Linked DNA regions of Mus musculus: all the other regions are linked to region 5. The links are chromatin loops, found by intact Hi-C in ENCODE. Cell type or tissue: gastrocnemius. All regions are shown on one strand. Region 1 overlaps Sulf2 (sulfatase 2). Region 2 overlaps Eya2 (EYA transcriptional coactivator and phosphatase 2). Region 3 overlaps Sulf2 (sulfatase 2). Region 4 overlaps Sulf2 (sulfatase 2). Region 5 holds the start of Gm29679 (predicted gene, 29679).

Evidence for each region. Hi-C counts contacts between places; a loop is a spot of excess contacts. Peaks named below come from ENCODE experiments on the same cell type or tissue, not always from the same donor. Only the 100,000 strongest peaks of a DNase experiment are listed, where the experiment ranks them.
Region 1: a loop joins it to region 5, with 10 times the contacts of the local background. A loop is called at or near these places in 24 of 42 quality-filtered maps.
Region 2: it touches region 5 in a loop (2.9-fold over the local background); 9 of 42 quality-filtered maps call a loop at or near these places.
Region 3: it touches region 5 in a loop (4-fold over the local background); 41 of 42 quality-filtered maps call a loop at or near these places.
Region 4: it touches region 5 in a loop (7-fold over the local background); 40 of 42 quality-filtered maps call a loop at or near these places.

The regions. Positions count from the first base shown.
Region 1 is chr2:166,105,591-166,110,590 of GRCm38, forward strand. The region is part of intron 3 of Sulf2 (sulfatase 2); the gene reads right to left. Among named protein-coding and RNA genes, the nearest start is that of Gm52534, 12 kb to the right of the region's middle. In gastrocnemius, a CTCF peak has its summit at 2,921 (motif pointing right); DNase peaks (open chromatin) are centred at 1,226 and 2,926.
Region 2 is chr2:165,767,232-165,772,231 of GRCm38, forward strand. Eya2 (EYA transcriptional coactivator and phosphatase 2) reads left to right here. Exons shown (of 16, transcript NM_001271963.1): 15 at 1,994-2,094; 16 at 3,803-4,496. The coding sequence ends at 3,883. Among named protein-coding and RNA genes, the nearest start is that of Gm29993, 38 kb to the left of the region's middle. In gastrocnemius, no CTCF peak of the experiment used is centred here; a DNase peak (open chromatin) is centred at 2,340.
Region 3 is chr2:166,089,718-166,094,717 of GRCm38, forward strand. Sulf2 (sulfatase 2) reads right to left here. Exons shown (of 21, transcript NM_028072.5): 4 at 4,761-4,912; 5 at 3,738-3,907. Among named protein-coding and RNA genes, the nearest start is that of Gm52534, 28 kb to the right of the region's middle. In gastrocnemius, no CTCF peak of the experiment used is centred here; no DNase peak of the experiment used is centred here.
Region 4 is chr2:166,082,047-166,087,046 of GRCm38, forward strand. Sulf2 (sulfatase 2) reads right to left here. Exons shown (of 21, transcript NM_028072.5): 7 at 4,940-5,000; 8 at 3,637-3,765; 9 at 2,340-2,396; 10 at 1,810-1,939; 11 at 528-738. Among named protein-coding and RNA genes, the nearest start is that of Gm52534, 36 kb to the right of the region's middle. In gastrocnemius, CTCF peaks have their summits at 345 (motif pointing left) and 3,117 (motif pointing right); DNase peaks (open chromatin) are centred at 349 and 3,106; H3K27ac peaks cover 80 bases.
Region 5 is chr2:166,562,109-166,567,108 of GRCm38, forward strand. Prex1 (phosphatidylinositol-3,4,5-trisphosphate-dependent Rac exchange factor 1) reads right to left here. Exons shown (of 40, transcript NM_177782.3): 40 at 4,237-5,000. Gm29679 (predicted gene, 29679) reads left to right here and starts at 2,414. Exons shown (of 2, transcript NR_152154.1): 1 at 2,414-2,742; 2 at 2,833-5,000. In gastrocnemius, CTCF peaks have their summits at 1,984 (motif pointing left), 2,589 (motif pointing left) and 3,575 (motif pointing right); DNase peaks (open chromatin) are centred at 1,982 and 2,572; H3K4me3 peaks cover 286 bases.

The sequences.
Region 1 (5,000 bases), 460 kb before region 5:
GATCTGAGCCACAAAAGAAGGTGGACAAAGGACAAAGTCCAGGCTGCTATAGCTATTACGTGTGAGAGGCCACAGGCCTGAAGTCTTCAGGTTTTTGGCAGACAAACCGTCTGGGCTGAGGAGGCAGGGGTGGAAGTATGTTAAATAAACCTCCCGAGTCCCACTCAGGCTAGGCCGAGAGCTTTTGAGAACTGCCGGTGGCTCTGTTTCACTTAAGGCTGCCTCTCTCACGGTTACGGTAGGGCTCTCTTTGTGTTTGAATGGTGAACTGCCAAAGCACAAGATAAATCAACTCGCTACATTTGGTTACATTCCGGATGCTGACATGTGAGAGGTAAGTGAGGCAGAGGAAGATGGCGGTGATGCAGAGGGTCAGAGGCTGCCGAAAAGCAGCCTCCCTAGTTAAGAGAGATCTCTGCTGCCTGCCCTTCCTCCCTCTCTCCCTCCCTCGCTTTTTTCAGTCAGGGCACCTTGCAGCCCGGTCTGTTCTGGAAATAGCTGTGCCACTAAGAATGACCTTGAACTTGCGATCCTCCGGCCTCTCCCTTCTGAATCCTGAGAGTCCAGCATGTGCCAGCATGCCTGGTTTATGAGGTGCCGAGGGCTAAATCCAGAGCCCTCCACACAGCTCCCGACGGAGCCACATCCCCAGCCCCACCACCACTAGGTTTCAGTGGTGGATGCCTGTTTTCTGTCTCTGCCTGGCAGGTGTTCAAGTACTCATCTTTGTATAACTGGGACTGGGTAGGGAGTGGTAACTGACTCCCCAGGGAAGAGTGAGGATGGATCTGGAAAGTTCTCCACAGCAGGGGAGTGGGTGAAGTGTGTTTTATACAGAAGCAAGTACTAAGGTGCCAGGGCAGGGATGACCGTACCACAGAGAGGGTCAGTGGCCCGCGTATGAATGGAACAGAAGAGCCAGAGGCAGGAGAGACGTGAACAGGTGAGCCCGATAGAAGGAGCTGTGGGTTTATCTCAGGAACTCAGAACAGCCAGGGGAGGGTTTCAATCAGAGTGCAGCTTTTCAAGGCACCCCCTGTTGTCCTCTTTGGGGAGTAGGGGTGGTTGGCTAGTCACCAGGGGAAAGAAGGGCCAGGCAGCTCACAAGGACTGAGGGCTGAGCCCTTTCTAGGCTCCTTTTTCCTACCTGCTTGTTCCGAGTGGGACTGTTGCTATGGAGAGAGCTTGGGTTGCAGAGGACCCCAGGGCATCAGGCCAAGGCTGGGCAGTGGGTGCAGGGGACCTGGAGGGGGTTGCTTGAGTTTCTAACTGAATGCAGGCTTCAGCCTCCCCTGCCAGACTCAGGCAGCTGTAGCAAATGACAGAGTCCATTCATTTCCAGAAAACCTCGTTAGCTGGGAGGGAGGCTAGCTAGCATCAGGGAGAGGCTCTATGGCCTGTTGATTCACTATCAGGACAAACTGGCCTTGAACTCTCAAACCTGCCTCAGCTTTCCAATGCTTGGATTATAGGTGTGCACCCCCACACCTTTATGAAGTGATGTGGATTAAACCCATGGCTTCCTGTGTGCTGGGCGAGTGCTCTCCCGACTGAGCTATACTGTTGGCCCTTTCCTTTTAATGTGTGTATGTATGCCTGTGGTGTTTGTGTGTGGTATTATGTGTGTATGTGGTGTATTGTGCAGGCGTGGGGTAGTGTGTGTGTGTAGTGTAGTGTCTGTGTGTGGTGGTGTGTGTGTGTGTGGTATGGAGTATATGTGTATGTGTGTGCATTCCTGTGTGTGTGTGTGTGTGTGTGTGTGTGGTGAGTGTGTGTGGTGTGGGCTGTGTGTGTGTGTGCATCCCTTTGGTGTGTGTGTGTGTGTGTGTGTGTGTGTGTGTGTGTGAGCATTAGCATAGGCTAATGTCAGATATCTTTTTGGATTATTCTCCACCTTATATGCTGAGGTAGGGTCTCCCACATGAACCCCGACTTCACCAGTTCTACCAGCTTGTTCCAGGGATTTCATCTTCTTTGGAGACTGGGTTACAGATGGGCATTCGTACCCCGCCTTTTACCAGGATGCTGGGGATCGGGCCTGGTCCTTGTTGGCTTCCCCACTAAGCCATCTTCCCAGCCCTCTGCCCTCTCAACTGCAGACGTGCAGAAGGGTGGGGCAGAGGGGCAGACAATCCACAGCAGCCTTTACAGCAGGACTGGAGGATCCATCAACTATAGGAAATTCCCATTACCTCAGGGAGCGTGACATATCAGACCCCTCGGAGCTGCTCTCAGAGGTATCTCACCAATGGCCCTTTCCTATAATAATGAGTTTGCCGTATTTCCTCCCAAAAGGAATTCACAGTCGAAAAATAATTTCCTATGCCAGTCATCTCCCAAAGTTGAAAGAACATTAGAACAGCAATCTTCAAGAAAAATAAAAGCTGGGAGATTTATAACAAAGGGAGGCTTCAACCGGAAACGTCTCTGGCACATCCGTCAAGGAGACATGAGGTGGCAGTCAGGTGCCAGCAAGGAGACAGATTCCCTGGGAGGCTGCTGGTTCCCAGCGCAGGCTGGTGGGCGCTTGGTATTTGCAATTCAAATACTGGTTGCCCCTGCCATCAGGGACAGAATTTTCAGAAATAAGGAATCTCTTGGAAAAGTTTCACATTCAATTATAACAGCTTTCCTGTCAGATCTAATGCTAGGAAACTGAGCACATTTATAACTGCCAAAAACCTAAAACCAACCAACCACCACCCACAACAACAACAAAAAAAACCCCTTCCTTATTTATATAGAAAATAGACTCAGATTCAATACTCAGAACAATAAGCATAAAATAATCCCCCCACACACGAATGACTTGGAGGGTAGTGTAGAAGGCATGTGGACTGCAGAGCGTCCACCAAAGTCCCTTGCTTCATTCAGGATACAGCCAGCATCCTGTATCACTGTGTTCATGGATTTGGCCCATAGGGGGCGCTGTGCTTCCTTGAGAAAAAGGCTTGCAATTAAGTGGTCTGAAGCCTAAGAGGCCCTCCCTCCCATGAGTTGGTGTGAGTTAGCCTCCTGTTTGCAGAGTTAAAACCCAGTAGGCAGGCATGGAGCTGTGGTCCCAGCACTGGGGAGGTACTAGCAGGGGCATTGCAAGTTCAAGGGCCGCCTGGTTACCTAAGAAGACCTTGTTTCAAACATCAAACAAAACATGAGGTTTTGGGCACTGAAGCCTTTCTTCTGTCCCATGTCTACTGAAGTCAGGCCTGAGGGTGGCTCTGGAAGGGAGGACAGTGACAGGTGGGGGGTTGAACACATGAGCCATATCGTGACTCTCCAGATACCCACTCTGATCCTGGTACCTGCACAGTGTGTGACCTTATCTGAGCCCTAGCTTCTGTGATCAAGTTAAAAGAAGTTAAAAGAAGCTTACATCGATCGGGTCAGGGGGAACTGCAGGCCAGTGCTGTCAACGGGGAAATCTGGACACAGATGCCTGGATCTGAGAGCCACGAGGAGAGAGAGGCAGAGCCTGGGGAGCCTGGGATATGGAGAGCTGAGGAGGCTGGAACAGAAGTCCCCTGGGGACAGCCGATTTGGGATGTCAGAGGAGAAGCACCTCCTGCTTTAAGCTCCTGGGTTGTGGCTCTGGGTCTCTGCAGTTCTCGGGAACCTGTGTGTGGCTGAGCGAGGCTGAGGGACAGTCAGGGATCAGACGGACACCTGGACCTCCCCACCCCCATACCTCATCCTCAGGGGACTGAGGACACACACCTATGCTTACTCCACTTTTCCTTATTTGTGTGTGGCGTGTGCATGCATACATATGTATTCATGTATGTACATGTATGTAAGGATACTTGTACATGGGAGTGTGGAGGAATATCCAGTATCTTCCTCAATCATCCAGCCCCCCTCTCCAACAGTTGGTAACTTTTTAAAAATATATATTTATTTATCTGTGTGTGTGTATGTGTGTGTGTTTGTGGGGGTGCGTGGGTGCAGCATATGTGTGGAGACCAGAGGACAACTTGCAGGAGTTGGTTCTCTCTTTCTACTGGGTGGGTTCTGCAGCCCATCTCATCAGGCTTGGCGGCAAGCACCTTTACCTGCTGAGGCATCTTGCTTGCCTCTCTACCTTAGTGTTCAAGCCATCTCTTACTGAACCGGAAGCCCCCCAACTGGCTAGGCTGGCCGGCTAGTGATTCCCAAGGACTCTCTTGTCTCTGTCTCTCCAGGGCTCGTGAGAGGCAGTAGCTGCCATGCCTGGCCTTTTCTGTGGGTCCCGGGGAAGAAACTCCTCGTTTATTGATGGCTCTGCAGACAGAACGGTCTCCCAGCCCCCACGCTTCCTCTCCCTCCCAAGGACTTTCACTGCATGAATTTGTGGGACCTGGTCACACCGTCCTTGGGGTGATGCATATTATGGGCACTGGGCAACTTATCCACATCGTAACACTGCTGTAGAGAAGGGAAACTGAGCATCAGGGAAGCGTCCCAGCTCACAGTCACAAGTAATGTTAGAGCGAGGGCCTGGGTGACTCACTTATGTAAATCTTAAAAGCATTGAAAGGCTAGAGACTAAGGGCTTAAGGAGATTTGGGGACTTAAAAAAAGATTAATTTTATGTGCATCTGTGATCTATATGTATAGACGTGCACTGCATGGATGCTTGGTGCACATGGAGCCAGAGAGGGCCCTGGATTCTCTGGAACTGGAGTCACAGGGGATTATGAGCCACCCGGTGAGTGCTGAGACCCAAAGCCAGTCCCTTTGCAAGAGTGTCAACCGCTCCTAACTACCGGAGCCATTTTGTTTTAGATCAGAGGGTCTCCCAACCCATGTATAGGTTGAGACCCCTTTACCAAACCTTTACCTCCCAAATATTTACATGACAATCCCTAACAGTAGCAAAATCACAGTTATGAAATAGCAACAAAATAATTTTATGGTTGGGGGTCACCACGGCATGAGGAACTGTATTAGAATGTCACAGTGTATGAAAGGTTGAGAACCACAGTGTCAAACGGTCTCAGGTAGCCGAGGCTAGCCTCAGACTT
Region 2 (5,000 bases), 790 kb before region 5:
AATGTGATTAGACTTGAAGTACAGGAAGCACCAGTCCTGACTACTCTCAGCGCCTTGCTGAGTTCCTTGAGAATACCAAGGAGTGATGGCTTTCTTTCTCTCATGGGAAGGCTCACTTTTTATTCTTGCAAGCCAAATGTGCCAGAATAAAAACAAACCTAGGTCTGGGGAGACGGCTTGGTGGGTAGAGCACTAAATGTACACCATGAGACCTGAGCTGAGGCCCAATACCCACCTCACAAAGCTGGGCATGGCTGGGTATGGTAGTGTGTGAATAATCCCAGCACTCAGGAGCAGAAGCAAGTGGACCTCTATGAGTTCAAGGCCAGCCTGGTCTACATAGCAAGTTCCAGGACAGCTATAGTGGTGTAGGGCAGTTATATAGTGAGAGCCTGTCTCAAAAAAGAAAGAAAAAAAAAAAAGCGAGGCATGACTGTACATGTTTGTAACCCCCACACTGAGCAGGCACACACAGCCAGCCTAGATGAACTGCAGAACTTGGGTTCAATGAGAGACCCTGTCTCAAACAACAGAGAGACATTTAGGAAGGCCTCTGACATTGACCTCTGACCTCTGCAGCACCTGCGTGGGTATGTGCACCTGTGCACACTCACACGAGCAGACATGTGTACACCCCACACACACTCACAAATTCTAGTTAGTTGAGATGGCTTTAGCCTTAGTTATTTTTAAATCTCATTCTTTTATTTTGTGCGTGTGAGTGTGATGTATGTGACATATGTTCACGTATGTGTGCATGGACATGCACATGCCTGCACAGGCAGAGGCCTGGGGATATAGAGGACCACCTTTTTCACTCTCCCTCTTCCTCCATTTTGAATCAGAATGTCTCCCCAAACTTGGGCCTTGAACTTATTTGTTTCTTGTTTATTTAGGCTGCGCTGGCAACCAGCAAGCCCTAGCTATCCTGCCTGCCTGCATTGGATTCCTGTGTGTATGCATGCATGTGTGTGTGTGTGTGTGTGTGTGTGCACACGTGTGTGTGCACATGTGTGTGTGTGCATGTGTGTGTCTGTGTGTGTCTGTGTGTGTGTGTGCGTGTATGTGTACAGGGACCCTTCCAGTTTGTTACATAGATACTGGGATCTGAACTCAGGTCCTCATACTTACCCAACAAGCATTTTTTTTTTTTTATTTCGAGACAGGGTTTTTCTGTGTAGCCCTGGCTGTCCTGGAACTCACTCTGTAGACCACGCTGGCCTCAAACTCAGAAATCTGCCTGCCTCTGCCTCCCGAGTGCTGGGATTAAAGGCGTACGCCACCACGTTCGGCCCAACAAGCATTCTTACCAGCTAAGTCATTTTTCCTTCCTAAATTTCTTACTGGGGCAAAATAAGAATATAATTATTTTCTGTGGTTCTGGGAATTGAACCTAGGGCTTCGATCACTCTAGACAAACGTTCTGTCCCTGGGCTACACCCCAGTCCTGTTTTTACTTCTTATTTTGAGATCAGGTCTCACTAAGTTGGCTCTGCTGGCCTTGAGCCCCCTTTTACCCCAGGCAGGCTTTAAACTTGGGTTTCAAATCCTGCCTCAGCCCCTCAGGTAGCTGGGATGGCAGGCCTGCACCACCACACTTGGCCATGGTTAAAAAAAAAAAATGTCTGCCATTGTGCATTTGGGGTCTGGGTTTGCAGTACTGTGGAGCAAATCTGTGGAGCAAGACCGAGTCCTCTGTTAGAGTGAGATACCAAGGCCCAAATAGCAGCACCGGAGATAGACAGGGGCCTGCTTTCTGCCCTGCTCAGCCTCTTTCTGGGGACAAGCTGCTCAAATTATCTGGGTGGTTGGAGTTGGCCACTTCCTGTAGAACTAATGACAGTGCTGAGCTCGCTGGGGGGGGGGGGGGGGAATGAAAGGGTGGCAGTGGTTGCCCTGGATCTCCTTCCCTGGACAGCTGCCACCCACACTGTCCCACCACTTGCGGGCTCTCCCAGCCATAGTCTCCTTCCTTCCTCCCATCTCCACGCAGGCAAGGAGAGCTGCTTCGAAAGAATCATGCAGAGGTTTGGCCGCAAAGCTGTCTACATTGTGATAGGCGACGGGGTAGAGGAAGAGCAAGGAGCCAAAAAGGTAACGGGACCTCTCTGTGCAGCGTGCCTACTGCTCTTCCCCTACCCGCGCCCCCCCACCCCCCAAACCCCCCCGTGCGTTCCCCCCCCCTGCCTCCCACCCCCCAGCCTTGTGCCTTGTCTCAGGCTCTGCTCTCCAAGGCTGCTCCCATTTGCAGATCCCTGAGCATCCTGAGTAATTTCCTCTCACAAATCCTCCTTGTGGCCCTGGCCACTGCCCCTGGCAGCCTGGCCGGGTTCCAGACCCCTGGGACACTGTGGACCAGCAGAACCAGTGCACATGCATGTGCAGGGCATTTTATGTCATGCTCGAAGGCGGAGGCGGCAGGTTCCAAGAACTCTTCCCTGCTAATAAAGGCAGCATTAGGCTAATGAAAAGACAATCCCACAGCTGAGGTCTCGGCCTCCAGCAGAGCTCAGGGACCTCTTGGAAAAGAACCAGCTGCCCGGACCCTGGATCTGGCCCTGTCAACAGCACCCCAGAGAGCGCCCACCCCCACCCCAAGGCCAGGCCAGCTCCTAGTTAATGTTATGAAGCTTAATTCAGGAATGTGCGTTTTTCCCTTTGCTGCCATTTAACAAGTCCCAAAAAGATGCAAATGTGTTTAGGGTCTCAGAGGGAAAGCTCAGAGAAGGCCAGGCACCCAGGAGGCTGCCCACAGTTAGTCCTCTCCCTAACAAAATGACTTCAGGCCTGGCCCACCCACCCACCTCACCTAGGTGCTCTGGTCTGTGGCTGGCAGCTGCCACAGTCTCCCTCCACTTCCCTCCTTTCATGGCATTAGGTGCTCCAGCCAGCATGAGGGTTATGCTAGCTGAGCATCTACTTTCTGCCATTCACCATTCTAGACAAAAGAGCCTGTCCTCACCACTCAGCCGGGCACAGCCAGGGGACCACAACATGCCTGACCTGACAGGGAGTGGCAAGAGCTCTCTCTCTCTCTCTGTGTAGCAGAGAGTGGAAAACAGGGGTTAGCGAGGCAAGCCAGGAGTGGGGCGAATGTGTTCTGACAGGAAATGAGCTGAGAGTATCTATAGAGGCGCTGCCACAGCAGGTCAGGACTGAGTGGCCACAGGGAAGACCAAAGAGCTGCCCAGATATCAGAAGGGCTGCAGGAGTTATTCTTTTCGAAGTGTATATTTCTAACTTTTAATGTGCCACACAGGGGGGCTGGAGAGATGGCTCAGTGGTGAAGAGCATTGACTGCTCTTCCAGAGGTCAAGAGTTCGATTCCCAGCTCACATGGTGGCTCACAACCATCTGTAATGAGATCTGATGGCCTCTTCTGGGGTGTCTGAAGACAGCTACAGTGTACTTATATGCTGTACATAAAATAAATAATTTTCTCCCTCCCCCCTTTAAAAAAAAAGGGGGGGGATATCAGGGGTAGAGAAAGATGGAGCCCAGTCTAGATGAGCTCTGGGTTCAATGAGAGACTCTGTCTCAGAGAGAGAGAGAGAGAGAGAGAGCCAGCACCCCTGACACCCACCTACTGCCACCCAAACAGAGGCTGCCTCGCTCTGCTTCCTGTGTGATGTTTTACTAACACCTGCCTGAGGATTTTGCCTTGCGTGCCCTGAGAGAGCAGAGAGTTCAGGCCTCCCTGGGGTTGCTGGGTGCACAGGGGCCTGCCGACGTGGTTGGGGACCCTCTAGTCTGGCTGGGCACCTTGTCTGAGCATGTGTAACTGTCTGCTTTTTGTCTTTAGCACAACATGCCTTTCTGGAGGATATCCTGTCATGCTGACCTGGAGGCTCTAAGGCATGCCCTGGAACTGGAGTATCTATAGCAGTGCGGGACGCAGCCACCGCCTGCCACCCACCAGCCAGGCCCCTGTCATCTCATACCATGAGGGCCCTAGACACCAGAAACTAGCTAGGGGCCCTATACCTAGGGGACATGTTCCACAGCCATTTCAGAAGTGTCTTCTTCCCTTGGGGACGGAGAGTCGGACTCTGATATGAAACCCAGAGACCCAAATGAGGGCGCCCCAGCTCGTCTTGTTCTCCTTTTTAATTTATGGACTGCACCCGTTACTCCCATTACCCACGGGTCCCTGTGTTGTCGTTTCTCGGCTGTAGGTCTGGTTTCGGGTGGTGAGTACCCAGTTTGTGTTTCAGAGACAATCATTCTCTGGGCATTGGCAAGGGAGGTGGTGTGGGGCTGTGGGGAAGCCCGATGTCATGTGGACAGTGTGCGTGCCTTATGCCGCCATCTTGTGTTGTAGGAGAGGGGGACTCTGGGAAGGCAAGGGTACTCGGCCATGATGGATAAAGGCATTCAATAAAAACCACGTTTACATTTTACTTCGGAAGAGTGTGGTGACCTTTGCCCGTTGTTTAGGCTTCCACGTGCTAGCTTTTCAAGTTGCAAAAATAATAAAAATCCATTTTGAACTTGTACTGGCTTCAGTGAAGTGGGGAGGGGTGTCACCGGCAGCACACGGTACCTGTATCTCCTGGGCCAAACCTGAGCCATGTTCTCTCCGGGAAGCTGGATTTAGAGATGTTGTCATTTAAAGCAAAACAAAACACAGGGCTCTTACCTCAAAGGACATACAGGTAGTTTGTTCTACAGCCAAATAAATACAAGTAGCCATGAGTCGGGAGAATATGTTAGGTTACCCCGAATTCCACTCTCCTGTATAGTGACAGATTCATGAAGACTCATCACAACAGATCAAAGACGGTCATAAGTTCGGACGTTTTTTTAAAAAGCATCCGCAGGAGTATCAGGTGGGTCGGTTACAGCCGAGTTAGGCGACCTCTGCCACCGGCCTCAGATGCTTAGCTTAGCCTTCGGGTTGGTGAAAGCCAATGATTTGTTAAGTCAATGTATTCCAAGAGGTTTCAACTGCTGGTCACAAAGATGTTAGGTCACACTCAACGGGGTAAGCAAGCGGTGGC
Region 3 (5,000 bases), 470 kb before region 5:
CTTGGTTTGAGACAGCAAGAAATAGGTGTAAAAATTAAGTATGTCACAGTTGTGCCTGCAGGGCCCACGCATTCCAAGAATGTCCACCTTTGGGACACAAGACATGTTTTTTGATTCTTTGTCACAATTATTCTTCCAGTTGTGATTGGGTCGCTCTTTGAACTAAGTGGGGAAGATCAGGAGTTCAAGGCTTGCTTGAACAGAGAGGGACACCTTCTCTGGGGAAAACAAAAACAAAAAACAAAACAAAACAAAACAAAACAAAAACCAAAACAAAACAAAAAAACACAAACTGTAAATCTGAACCTAACCCACCGGAAGAGGGCATCACTCTGCCATCCACTGGGTCTCAAAATGTGAGCACCCAGTCCCCTCAGGTTCCACCCCCTACCCCAGTAAGCTGAAATTACAGCCAACAGTTGAGTTGTTTCTTGCTCGAGACAGACAGGCTAATCAGAGTGGAGTCAGGAGGGGGATGGGAGGCTGTGTGAGGCAGAGGAGGGGCGGGTTTTCTTGTCAGAACAGCCAGTGCTCTCCCTGGTACCAGCTTGGGCACTGGCCCTACCTAGGGACCTCGGTACTCTGTCACATGTCAAAAGGTCTTGTACAGAGATGGCACCATGGTAGCTTGCAGCAGTCCAACAGTTAGGAAACTGCTACTGTGTGCTTGTGGGGAAGCCAGGGCCTCAAGGCTCCCCAGCTCTGGGCCGCTTCCTGCTGCTAAATCCCTCCCTGCACACATGGTCTTTGATTATGAGAAATGCCCGTGTCCCTTGCGGCTGGCCTAGGGCATGACCTGTGTGTAGAACATTCTTGGAAGCATGCCTCCTTGTCTCAGGGAGCTAGAAGGGGCTGCCGGGGCTGCCTGTGTAGTGGTGGAGCCACACTGTCTTCTGGACTATGAGGAAGTCACTCCCTGTGACCCAGCTTAGACACCAGGATACAATAGCTATCCTTGACTTCACTAGGAGGCCTGTCTGGCAGGCTCTTGTGTGGAGGGTGACCATGGGAGCCAGTGAGTGACTCCTGTCAGCCTTTCACTCTGGGAGACTATGGAATCAGAAGCTAGAGAGCTGCGTCCTAACTCAGGACCTGGGCCAGCCAGCTAGTCACCTGGCCCAGGCTGGGCTCCTCAAATACCTGAAGAGTGTCTGGGTGTCCCCAAAGATCCTTCAGTTGGCCACCCCTTTTCCTTACCCGAGGTGATGCACAGAGGTGACCTCCTTCATATCGTCCAGTGGGACCCCTTATACCATGAGCCTCAGAGTAGCAGGCTGTGATGTCATCACAGCCCCTGTCTTCACAGGTCTTGGGAGGTCTTGCTCCCAGATATCACATGCTGGAAGAAGTGCTGAGGGCTGCCAGGTGTATGTGCACATGTCTGTGCGGGTCTGTGAGCTTTTGTAGCTGTATGTTCACCTAGTCATGTATGGCTCTGTGTATCTTTGTGCTTGTGTGTTTGTGTGTGCATGTGGTTGTTTTGGTGGTGTGTGTCTGACTGCGTTTACCTGTGTTTGTCTCTGTGTGAGTTCTTTTGTGACTGTTGTATTTATCTGCATGTGTATGGTGTGTCTCTATATATGTGCCATGTACATGGATCTATACGTGCCCATGCATGTGTCTGAACATGTATGTTTGTGTATATGTGCTATGTGCCCCACGTTCCTACGCGTCTATATTTCAGCATCTGAAAGCGTGTCTGCATGGGTGTGGCATACTGGGAGGACAGAGGGAAGTGAGCAGGGCTGTCATGAGCTCAGTAATGTTTGTTACAGCACGAAAAGTCTGCTCCAGGGGCATGGATCAGGCTGGCTTGGTGAGGGAGAGATGCCTACCAGAAGGCCCTGCACGCCACCATTTTCCTCTCCTGGACCAGCTACCATCCTGCAGAACTGTTAGGAGCCACTGTCTTCCAGGGGCAGGAGCCTCCCAGAGCCACCATAGTGGCCTGGAGAGTCTCTGGACAAGCAAGCCCCTTGCTATTCATTGTCAGAGTCTGTAATTTCATTTCAAAGGGACAGTACAGGAGCAGGCAGTGTCACATGTCACACCCCTCTGGTAGGAACTTGGCCCAGGATGGAGCACTGTTGGCCTCTCTCTCTGGGAAGGAGGGTAGAGGGCAATGGGTGAGGGCAGCCAGGCAGACAGACACTCTATGGGGCTCTCAGGGTGAGGGTAGCCCACTGCTCCCCAAATGTGGTTCATTATCTCCTGTCTGCTCCTCCCAGAAGTCCAGGGGTCAGAAGGCTAACATACCCTGTAATCCCTCCAAGGGTGGCACACTGTCAGGAAGTCATTAGAGCTGAGCCGGGGGAGGGGAGGGTGGCGCATTCTGACCGTAATGAAAATTAAACACCCTGGATATTAAGGAGGAGTCCAAATTACCCTGTCCTTGCTACCCCAGAATGTCACAGCAAGGGCTGCTGAGTGTCACTGCTGAGCCTGAGGTATAGTCTGAGGCCGAGAAAAGCCAGAATATCTTCTAGAAAGCTGTACTAGCTAACGGGGTGGCGGTGAGGTGGGAAGCCTGGGTGGGGGCTGGGTTTGAATCCAGGTTCTGTGGTATCGAAGCTGGGTGACCTCTGTGTTTCCTCGTCTGTAAAATGGGGACACTAAGTGAGACAGCATCAAAGGTGGCCTTAATGACCCTCTTTTGATCTTCACACTCCTATGCAGGCTTCTCTGATGGCACAGTGAGGTGTGTGCCCTGTGCAGGGAGATGGGATGGTTGCTTCCATCTTTGCCTCTTTCTCTTTCTGGATTGAAGATGGAGAGGCCCATACAGCTAGAAGTAAGATCGGGGTCAGGACGTCAGCTCACTGACCCAGGCTCCTAGCACAGGGTCATGAGCTGATGTGTGTTTGCTGTTTGTTCAATGGTGTTAAACTTTGGAGTCACTTGCTATGTGGCAACAGAGAACTGGTACACCAGGGTCACCATGAAGATCTGAGGTTTTCCACGGCCAGTAGCTGGTGTAGCCGTGGACCCTGTGATGGTGTTTGTTGGCACCCAGGCTGGACTTGCCGTCACCTAAGGACTGTGAGGGTGGTTCAAGAGGTAGGAACCTGCCCGGATGTGGGAAATACCACCCCATAGACTAGGGTCCCGGACAGATGGATAAAAGTGTCAGCATTCATCTCTGTGTCCTGACTGCAGATGCAATGTGACCAGCTGCCTCCTGCTCTGGCCACCATGCCCTCCCAGCCATCATGGGCTGGATCCTTGAACTGGGAACAAAAGTCAATCTCTCCTAAGTTCCCCCTCTCAGACACTTTGTACAGGCTCCGTCGGACATAAACACAGGCTCACAGGGGATATGCTGAGCTTCTGAGTGGGAGGAGATGAATCCCAGCCAGAAGGCATCTGCCAGGGGCTAGGGACAGGCTGGCTGGTCTGTGCCGCAGAGCTGCACCTGATAAGCAGCCGGTCTCCCAGGATCTTTGTGTGCCTTAGCAACGGAACCATCTCCCCACATAGCTTCCCCTTTCCCTGCTCTTGATGTCTATTTGTTTTTTGAAACAGCATCTCATATAGCCCAGGCTAGCCTCAACTGTCTACATAGCTGAGGCTGGCCTTGTACTCTTGACCCTCCTGGGCGGACCTCTCAAGTGCTGGCATGGTAGCTTTTGGGCCCTTTAACCAGGAATGTTTTAAGGAAGGTTCAACTACATTGCTGATGTCCCATTGTCCCTAAGCCCTGACGGACCCTCCCACCCCCAGTGGAGGCTGAGGCTTACATGTGCTGGGACGCATTGGGGAAGAGCCGTGAGTACTGGGGTGCTGAGTCCTCGGGGCCATGGGGAGCCGCGTGGCTGATGACCATGAGCACGGGCCTGTGTGGGTACATCTTCTTGGATGTTCGGAAGAAGCTCACACTGTCATTGGTGATGAGATCCGTGAGGTAATCCTGGGGCGGGAGAAATGGGAGGATGGTGAGGACCGGGAGATTTATACCGAGTGCTCCCTAGGTGCCACCCACTGTGCTGGGCATCAGGGACAGGGGTATGACCATGGTTTGGTCACTGTCCTTAAGGAGGTGATGGCAGGAGAGAGCAGAGAGGCAAGCACAACACACAGCTGCCATGACAGTCAGTGTCCACTGTCACCTTTACAAGACCCAGGATCACCTGGGAGACTGACTTGGCCACCTCTGTGGAGGGGATTATCCTCATTGCTTTAAATGAGGTGGGAAAACTTGCCCACTGTGGGTGGCGCCATTCCCTTGGCTGGAATCCTGGCCTGAACAGACAGACAGGGGAACGGAACAGCCCCGGCATGTAGGCATTGCTTTTGTCAGGGTATCACAGAAACAAAAGAAACAACACTCGAGGTTTGGCGAAGGAAAAGAGAGCAGGAGAGAGTCGGGAACATGGCGGGAGGGGCAGCAAAAGAATAACGATACCACAATTGAGTGTTTATGGTCCTCTGAGAATGGACATGGTAACAATCCCTCCTTAGAGACGAAGGTACAGAGAAATCAAGGTGTTCTGGGTCACTGTTGAATGTTGGAGTTCAGACTCCAGAAACTGGGCTTGGGGACGTCATTTAGCTGGAACAGTGAGGGGGCCTCTTTCGGGAGGTGGCATCTGAGTTAACTCTAGCAGTGGAGCGATGGGGAACCTGAGAAGCAGCACTGGACGATGCTCAAGGCCACACATCTAATTAGGCACGAGCATCCTCTCCAAGGCCACAGGGTGAGCTACGAGTAGGGTTCCCCTGGCTCGGGAGGCGGTGGTGGGGCCTGGGGGTGCACAGCTTACCGTGGAGTAGTCTGAGCCATGTTTCTCCTTCACCCCATTCCGGCAGAGTGTGTAGTTATAAAAGCGGGAGTTCTTAAGTAGGCCGACCCACTCCTTCCAGCCGGGCGGCACGTATGAGCCGTTGTACTCATTGAGGTATTTTCCGAAGAAAGCTGGAAGAGATCGGCGATCAGAGGTGAGCAAGAGAGCAGCCAGCCCTGGCCTTGGCAACCCTCAGTGATGCTGACTGACTTGAGTGTT
Region 4 (5,000 bases), 480 kb before region 5:
TTTTGGGAGCAGGGGGATCTGCCAGTGTGGACTGTGGAAGCACGTGGTCAGTATGCTCTGATGGCTTTTCCTTCAAGTCATAACTAGACCTCTTTGGACATTAAGGCCCAAACATGCCACTTGGCTTCTTGTCAGTCCCTCAGCTGTCTGTCTGCTGCTCTCACCATTAGAGTGGTCATTTGAGGGAGGTTTGAGAACCCGTTGACCTTATCATTTCCGCCTGCTCCAGATTAGAGCCCCATCCTACTCCCCCCACCCCCCCCCAGAAGGCGACACCAAGCCTACAGGGCCCAGTTGGCTCCATTGCCTGCCTTTGGTCCATGTCCATACTGCCCCCTAGTGGCCTGTCCCAGCACTGCTGCCCTCTTGAATTGGAGCTTGTGTGAGGGCTTTGGCTGTGTCCCTAGCTCCTAGGATCACCTGCAGGCCTGGAGCGAGCACCTGTGGAGTTGTTTGAAAGTTCACATGGCCCAGCCAGAGCCATGGCTGCTCATCCTCTCAACTTTGGGCAGGCTGGTGACACTTACTTTTCTTAAAGAGCTTACGGCGTCCAGCCAGGCCCAGTTTGTAGTCCCCTCCACCGCCACTGTCACAGCTGCAGGCCTCGCTGCTCTGGCCGTCATACTTGGGCACCAGGTTGGAGAGGGCTCTGCTGCCACCGCCGCCACCAAACCGCATGGGGCCTTTACATTTGTGCAGCTTCAGCGTCCCAGAAGCGTCCTCCACACACTGCCACTTCTGTGGGACACAGCAGGGCTTCAGGTGTCACCCCCCCCATCCCCACCATCCTGTTTGCCACACCTACCTCTCCTCCTGCCCACGCTCAGCTTGGCAAATGCCACACCCGTGCCAACTCCGACTGCCTGTTTCTCCCTCCTGTCCACACTTAGCTGGACCTACCATGGCGTTCACCAATACAGCCCCTGTCTGCCTAAAGTTATGTCCTCATGGTGGTTGGTCAGCCTCCCTTGGATCTGAGCTGCTAATACCTGGTCTAATCCCTGCTCTTCCTCAGCCTCCCTCCCCCATTCTCTTCCAGTGCTCATGGATGCGGCTTTCAGTGCAACTCAAACTTTGGCATGAAAGAGCTATGTCACGATCTCCACTCTGAGAGAAAGCACTAAGAGGAAGAGAGCCTCGCCCCAGACATAGCCCGGGCTGGGGGGAACTGGAGGTGTGCTGGAGCTGGGATAGTAGCCCAGTGTCCTTGACTACTTCTCAAGGTCTGGTTCACCCTGCCCTCTCCTTACCAGTCCACTCACCCGGTGGCCAGAGTCTGCGATGTCACAGCTCCTTGCTGTCCTCGCTCCCCTTGGTTTGGGCCATCCCCCCCCCCCAACTTCTGTTCGTTCCACATGCCCACATCTCTCCCTCATCTCTCACTCCTCTCCTCCTGTCTCCCTGCCCTCTGAGGCTCATGCCCGGCTAACTATCCCTCCCCAATCTCTATAGCTCACCTTGGAAAGGCCTCCTCCAGACGCCGGCTCTTTCTCTCCCTGGATACTACCAGGGTTATATGTTTACTTAGCGTCTCTTTTGCAATCAATGTCCTTTTAAAAAAAAAATCTTGAAAGCTATTTCCTAATCCCCCTATAAACGGAAGCCAGCCGCAGAGAGTTATACCACACAAGTCAGCTGGGAGGCAATGAATGCTGTTTGCCACCTGAGCCTGCCTGCTGGTGTTTTCCCACATGAGGAGTGCAAGGTCACACACCCAGAGGACACTGCTACCCTGACAGGGACCAGAGCCTCCCATGTAACCATGGCAACCACACCCCAGAGGACCCAGAAGATCCGCCATCTCCTCACCTGCCCCAGCTGTTCGCATGCTGTCTGGTACTCAGCTCGCTGACACAGGTCCTTCACGCGCTGGTACTTGGGCAGGAAGTTCTCCTCCTGGGCATTCACTTTGTCACCCTCCCTCTTGTGGAGCAGTTTGCTGAGGGAGATGCGGGGCTGGTTGAACTGGGTGGAGCCCTGGGGCAACTTGTGCTTGCCTAGGCTGCCGGCCCTGCATAGCTCTGTGGAGACCTACTGTGGAGGATGGGTGGCTGGTGGCTTGAGAGCACCTGGGTTTTAATGGGAAGTCTACAGGAGCTGTCTATCCCAGATGGCCTGAGTTAGGATTAAATGAACAGTGATGACATCGTACAGGCTCTGCCAAGTATGTTGAATGGGGACATGTGGCCTCCAGATTCGAATTCTGCATGAGCCACCCAATTGTGACAGGGAATTTGGACACAGCTCTGAGTCACCCAGTCACTAGCACAGCACTATTCAGCCTCCCACAGTCTTGTGACCACTCCTCATGGGGGTCTTCCTGCCCGGCCGGCACTCACCCTCTCTCCACCAGGAAGGAGTCTCGCCAGACCCTCAGCTTCTTTTTCAAGTGGAACCTAGAAAACAAGCAGGTCCAGCATCCTGTCTGCCGGGTTCCCGTGTCCCCAGCCCTGTCCACAGGTTCTCCATACCCTGGGCCAAGTGGCAGTCATTGAGTGACACTGGAAAGGTTTCCACACCCCAGGGACAGGGCTGCTTCTCCAAGATGTGTTCTGAATGCCTCTTTGTGGTTGAAATGGGTACAGTTACATGGGCATTTGCACGTGTGTGTGTGTGTTTGTGTGTGAGTTTTGGAGTCTCTCAGGAGCCCAGTTCTGGGCTAATGAGTGCCTGCAGGGGGTCATTTCTCCTGATCTATGAGATAACCAAGAAGTCAGACTCTTCGTCACAATGGCTATGACTTTTGTGGCCCTATTGATGGGTGGTGGGACTGACCGGGAGTGTGTTCCAGGTGTCCTGGGTGGCTGAAGGAAGCAGCAATGAAATGGGGGAAAAAAAAAAACAAAAAAAAAAAAACAGAAAGGAAGGTGGAAAGGAAGGTGGCTAGAGATGAGGAACCAGAAAGGCAGGAGCGACCCCTTGTGGTCCCCGATTCTCAAGTGTCCTGTGCCCCTACACTCTGCATGTGTCCATTTTAGACCCTTCCAGCCCCCTTCGTTGGAAGATGTACCGACCTTACAGGGCCACCAGCCACCTGTAGATCTCAGGGCTGGGCCCCCTGGGAGGAAAGTCTAGGAGAGGCTCACAGAAAGATCTGTTATCCAGGGGGCAGTTTCACTGTTGACCACAAGGGGTCGCTCCTGCCTTTCTGGTTCCTCATCTCTAGCCACCTTCCTTTCCACCTTCCTTGTTTTGTTTTCCCCATTTCATTGCTGCTTCCTTCAGCCACCCAGGACACCTGGAACACACTCCCGGTCAGTCCCACCACCCATCAATAGGGCCACAAAAGTCATAGCCATTGTGACGAAGAGTCTGACTTCTTGGTTATCCTCTATCTCTCTAGGATTCAGAGAACACAACTTTCCTTTACTGGGTTACTATGAGGGCCAACGTGCTGGAGTGCCCGGGGCACAGCACAGTGCTACTGTTAACTTTGGGCTTTTCATCCTTTTAGCTTTGGAAGGTCCTTAGCTCCAAATGGGAGGATAGAATCCCAGAGAGGGCTGGTCCTTCAATCTCTCATGGGTTAGTGGGGGGCACCTAGATCCTGATTCCAGTGGCCTTCCCAGTTCCCCGTGGTTGAGTTCCCCCTGGCTAGGGAGCCTCCTTCCCTGGGTCTCTCTTGCTCCTTCTCACCGGTTCACTGGCCGCTCTGAGTCCAGTAGTTTGAGAATAGACTTCCCGTCCATGTCTGCAGGGATGTCCAGTCCAGCGATATCCAGTATGGTGGGGGCCAGGTCAATGTTGAGGACAATGTGGGGGTTCCTGGGGAACAGAGAGGGAGTGGAAACTTGGCCACCTGGGTGGCAGCTTAGCTTGGGACAGAGGCATCTGGAGGTGAAGAGGGAGGGACATCTGCAAATGAGAGAGCTTCCATCCTGACACTCTGACCCGTAGGGAGGCCAGTTCCAGCCGGACCGTCCGGTGCTGCACTGTCAAGGTTACATGCCCTAATACTATCCTCCTCTGCCTCTAGGGTTCATGCCCGCCCTCTTGTTGGTTCTTGCTGGCTGGGCACGCACAGTCTGGCCTCTGAGCACCTGTTATACTCGACCCAGAATGATTTTCCTCGAGGCAGCCGTGTGTCGCTTTTAGCTCTTAACAAGGAGTCTGGTGACAAGCCCCATAGGCTTGGGGACCCCACTCCTGGGATCACATTAGGGTGATCCACTCAGTAGCCACCCATGTGAGAGGGGCCCGGCAAAGACTATGAGGGATGGGTTGGCGCTCCAGCTGTTCTGTGGACAGATGTTCAGCGGTCTCACTGGCGGTATCCTCCTGCCTCTCTCCCTTGCTGGCGTGGAAGATGGGCTGTGCAAGTCCCAGTCCTCCCTCTGGATATACCTGACTGGACTTTGACCCCCCCTCCCCCAGCCCCCCAGCTGCTACAGAGATGAGGCGGCCGCGATTGCCAGCCTTTCATTCAACTCTGCCTCCTCTAAGCGGTTCTGTTTCCGGTTGCCACTTCAAAGGTTAGGCCAAGGAGAACGGCTAAGGCCATGGCCCACACGGTCCTTGAGGAAAGAGCAGACGGCAGACAGCTTACTCGGTGTTGCCACCAGGAGCAGGCCCAGTGGACAATGGCTCTCTGCTTAAGTCTGAGATCTCTTCCTCAACAGCCACCAGACCAGTGACTGCCCAGACGGGGTGGGAATCAAAGAACCTTCCCATGAGCTGGCAACACCCAGGCTCTGGCATTTCCTGGCACGGAACCCCGCCTCGCTGTTTTTCATGGGAGTCATAGCTCCTGGCTTCCGCCTCAGAAGGGTATGACCCTCCTCGGAGTCCACCCTGGCCGACACAATGGCTGGTACAACTGTTCTAGAATCTTGCCCCTGAGAGGCGTGGATTGGACCTGTGCTGAGTTTCAGACCAAGCAGAGTCCAAGGTCTCCCCGTGAGCCTGGGACCTGGGGTACGGGCACAGGAGACACACTTACAGAGAGCCAGCTTCCACGTTGGGGCCCCTCACGTAGAACGGGACTCTGATGTCGAATTCAT
Region 5 (5,000 bases):
TGGCTACCAGTCATCGCCAGAGAGGCAGGGCCCTGTGACTGGCTTCTGCCTCTGTCTGAGACCAATGTCGGCTTTTGTGGGTCCCAGAGCAAACTAAAACTGCAGGTATGCAGACAGGCGAGACAGCTCAGCGGGTAAAGGCACTCGCCTCCAAGCCTGACAATCAGAGTCCAATCTTCCAGGACTCACAAGTAAGAGGAAAGAACTGACTCCCACACGTGTGTGTGCACATGCACGCACATGCACGCACGCACGTGCGCGCGCACACACACACACACACACAGAGGAATAAATATAATGAAGTCAGAGCAAGAGGCCATATGGGAAGGAGTGTCCCACACTGTCCTTCAGGGTTCTTCAGAGAAAAGCCTACAGAACGAATATATGTCACAAAGGGATTTACCAATTGGATTGACTTACACAGGACTGAGTCCAACCGTAGCTGTTGGGAGAGGCTCCGAACCTGCTAGCTACTCAGTAGTGAGGCTGGATGCCTCAGCCTGGTCCCAAAGACCTGGAGGATTCCCAGAGAGAAGCTGGGCATCGATCTGGAATTGATTGGAAGGCCAAAGGACCTAGGTTCTGATCTCAGTGAAGGATGGTGGCGGCGGCGGCGGCAGCAGCATCTGGGTAGATGCACTCATCAGTGAAGAGTGAGTGAGGACAGGCTAAAGCAATGTATGGGCTGGTTTTGTGTGTCAACTCGACAAAAGCTAATCAGAAAGTTAGGAGCCTCACTTGAGGAAATGCCTCCTTGAGATCGAGCTGTAAGGCATTTTCTTAATTAGTGATCAATGGGGGGGGGGGTGTCAGCCCATTGTGGGTAGTGCCATCTCTGGGCTGGTGATCCTAGGTTCTAAGAAAGCAGACAGAACAAGCCAAGAAAATCAAGCCGGTAAGCAGCACCCCTCCATGGCCCCTGCATCACCTCCTGTCTCCAGGTTCTTGCCCTGTTTGAGGTCCTGCCCTGACTTCCTTTGGTGATGAACAGCACTGTGGAAGTGTAAGCCCAATAAACCCTTTCTTCCCCAACGTGCTTTTTGGTCCTGGTGTTTCATCACCGCACAGAAATCTTAAGTAAGATAATTAGTGTTGCCTTTCCTTCAGAACTCTTCATATCTGGGCCATCCTGGAAGGTGCCATCCGTTCCGGGGGATGGCCTCCCTCCTCCCCCATCTGCTAGTCCTTCGGGAAAACACTTTCACCCATCCACCCAAACGCATCTCTTAGTTGACCCCAGATCCAATCAAGATGCTGCTAAGACTAGCAGTCACCCTTGAACGCGTAGAAGCAGAGCTCACACTAACAAAGTCACTTTCTCTTCCCAGTGATGAGCTCAGGCCCGTTCAGTTCTTTCTTCTCCACTTTCTTCTCTGCTGCTTGGGTTCCCAGAATAAAGCCAGGCCCTCCTGTGGCATATCTGAAAGAGAGTCCATAAAACCCAATGGCACCGGGCGGTGGTGGCGCAAGCATTTAATCCCAGCACTTGGGAGGCAGAGGCAGGCGGATTTCTGAGTTCGAGGCCAACCTGGTCTACAGAGTGAGTTCCAGGACAGCCAGGGCTACACAGAGAAACCCTGTCTCGAAAAAACAAAAAACAAAAAACAAAAACAAAAACAAAACAAAAAACAACAACAACAAAAAAATCCAATGGCTTTGGTGGCTCCTGTTTGTCATATGTAATGCCCCTGCCTCTGACTGGGAACTGCATCTGGAACTACTCATCTGACCCTTAAGCCAACTGAGTGGGTTTTTTTTTTCCCCCTCTGTAGAGTGGTAAGAGTGTCACCAAGTCACTGAGCACTGTGTCAGGTCTGAATGTCACAACTGGTTCTTCAAAGGCGTCGGGACATACGCATGTGGGCAGTTTCTACCTTCAAGTGACTCCTGAACACCCCCTGGCCCCCACTACCCCTCTGCCTTGCCTCTTAACTCTGAAGCAGGCAGGGGCTCCCTCTCAAGACAGCCTTGCCCACAGCGCCACCTGGTGGTCATAGTTCTAAATGGTTCCAGTGGTAAGTGGGGGAATTGGGGGAAGACAGTAAGCATGGTTTAGCGGCCACACCCCCCACAAGCACCTCTGTGGGTGACAAGGGTTTCCTGTGTTCTCCTGGATCCAAATGGAAGAAAGACGAAGGGCAAAGGAGAGAAGGGAACAGAAGAGGAAAGAACAGAAAAACAAACAAACAAACAAACAAACACCCAAAATCACGCCCAGAGACCCAGCACAAGGCAAAGAAAACCCAGAAAGGGCGCGGGGGGGGAGGGGCGCGGGGGGAGGGGAGGACAGAATCAAAAATAATGACCAGAGAGAGAGAGAGAGAGAGAGAGAGAGAGAGAGAGAGAGAGAGAGAGAGAGACCTAAGAAAAACCGTTGAGAAACTAACGAAAAGACGCTTATACGTCATTCGGCCTTTCAGCCTGGCCGCTTATCCAAACAGCCTAGCCTCAGCCACCCCTGCAGGCAGGCGTTGTCCTCAATGAGGGCACCTGTGGCCAAACTGTGTCTGAAGCCCCTAGGAAGGACCCTACCAGGCAACTGCTACCTCTGGGCAATCCGCGGTCCCTGGTGCCCTCTGCTGGACAGGCTGGGCTCTACATGCCTTCAGAAAGTTACTTCAGGGCCAGGCTGTCGTGAAGGAAACTGAGCCTCTGAGAGAGGTAGTGACATTCCTTCGGGCAAGCACAGGGGCTGTAGGATCAGGGGACAGAGGCAAGAACTCTAGCCTCAGAAGTCATAAGGTAAGCCCTTCCCCTCGGCTTGAAAGTCCCACCAGACGGAACACAGACACCTGCACCCGGTAGGGTCAAGTGTGCAATTTATGTTCCCAGGTCTTCTCACCAGATCCAAGGACAGCACTGGCTCAAAGTCAGACACCCTGCCTCCAGTCTCCCCGAATCATTTCTGGGGGACCTTCTCTCTGCAGACCCCGGGGCAGGATTCTTGTGGACATCTCAGAGACTCCTGGCAACTCCAACTGCGCACATCTGGAATCCACATGACCCAGAAGATTCCCCTCCCTGCCCTGAAACCCTCAAAGAAGCCCTTAAAGAGATCAGTACTGTTGTTTGAAACCAGAATTGAGAGGCAAGGCTACCTTTCCACAGAGACCCAGCGGTGTTTCGAATAGACAAGGGACGGGTGGGGACTATGAGGGACTCGTGAGAAATGGACAGAAGTGTCGGTGTTTTCCTGTATGTGGGAAATGAGGGAAGAGAGAAAGAAGAGGAGGGAGAAAATGAGGAGGAACGGAAGGAGGAGGTCACCCAGGGCTGGCCACGGCCTGCACATCAAACTTAGCCCAAGAAGCAGCTGGCTGGGCTGGACCTACAAACCCCAGCAATCCATGAAGTCCATCTTGGCCCAAGCAGATGAACACCCACAAACTGTGTGGGACCCACCTGGGCCCAGGCCTGTGTGCTCAGGATGCTCTGGCTGGCTGTATGGCATCCGTTATGATGGGCATGCTTGTGGCCAGCTTGGATTCCAGGCCTTGCTGCACTTTTAAAGACTTGTCTACTTTTCTGTATGTATGTGAGTGTCTTGCCTACATTGTATACCATGTGTGTGCCTGCTGTCCACAGAGACCACAAGAGGGCGTCTGAGGCCCTGGAGCAGGAGTTACAGATGGTTGTGAGCTGCCACGAGGGGCCTCTGGAAGAGCAGTCAGTGTTCTTACTGCTGAGCCGTCTCTCCAGGCTGTGAGTGAGGACTTTGTTTGTTTGTTTGTTTTGTTTTGTTCGAGACAGGGTTTCTCTGTGTAGCCCTGGCTGTCCTGGAACTCACTTTGTAGACCAGGCTGGCCTCGAACTCAGAAATCCACCTGCCTCTGCCTCCCAAGTGCTGGGATTAAAGGCATGCGCCACAAACACCCAGGTCGGAAGTGAGGATTTTAAGCTCCGCGTTTACTCAGATGCAATGGTCTCAGACACTGGGGCAGACAGTTGGCACTCTGTGGACCCTGACTCCTGAACACATAGAAAACCTCAGGACAGGGCAGGACACGTCTAGAAAAATAACAAACACATTTCTCTACGGTCAACAACAAATTTGAGAGCTTAGAATCCAAAATATGGTTGGAATTCAATACATGACCTCTGATGGGAGCTGGCTCTCATGCCTCAGGAGGGAATTGAGGCACCCACAGCCAGAATCTAAGCCACGTTCATGTAGTTGTCTGAGCTGGAACCCATCTGGTGACACTCACCACCAAACAAGCAGGCCACACCTTATTTGTATTATATACCGACTTTAATAATAATAAAAAATCTATCATGAATTTAATGAAAAGAATCTGTACATTTAAAATAAACCAGGTATGCTGCCCTGGCCCTCGGGGCCCTTCCCCGTCCCCCTCAGCAGGGTTAACAGGGGCCCTGGTTCTCTGGATGAACAAAACACATCAACAAAGATGGCCCGATACCAAGAGAAAGGTGGCCCCGAGGGACCGAGGGGACCATACTCCCAAACCCAGCCTTACAGCCTTATAGGTGAGAAGGCATGCCCTTCCCGCTCCTACATGCCAGCGGTTCCCTATAGATGTTCAGAAGCTGGAGGACAAACAGCCCAGGGGTCCCCACGTGCAGCCGCCGACTCAGAAGGTAGGACAACAGGTTCCTATCTCTCCGGTTCTCTGACCCTGTTCTGAGATGATGACATCAAAATAAAGAACACGCAGCCCGGCCCTAAGCCACAACTGAGCACCTCTCAAACTCTGGTCCAGTCGTTGACACAACCAAGTCCAACGTGGGCCGGACTCGCGGGTGCTGAGGCAGGGGAAGGAGCAGTGAAGCCTGTGAGGCACATCTCACAGCCTTTAGATTTTAACACGGAAATAATGACCTCTTAAACCTTTTCAATAATTTAGTTCCTTTTGTTTTTTAGTAGAGCTGAATAAAGTTGTTGATAACTACTTTATGTTGGTCCCATTAGGCAATATACTCTTCTCTGAAATTTAAAGCGTCAAAGACATAATGACAAAAACGTTACGGGGAGGGGG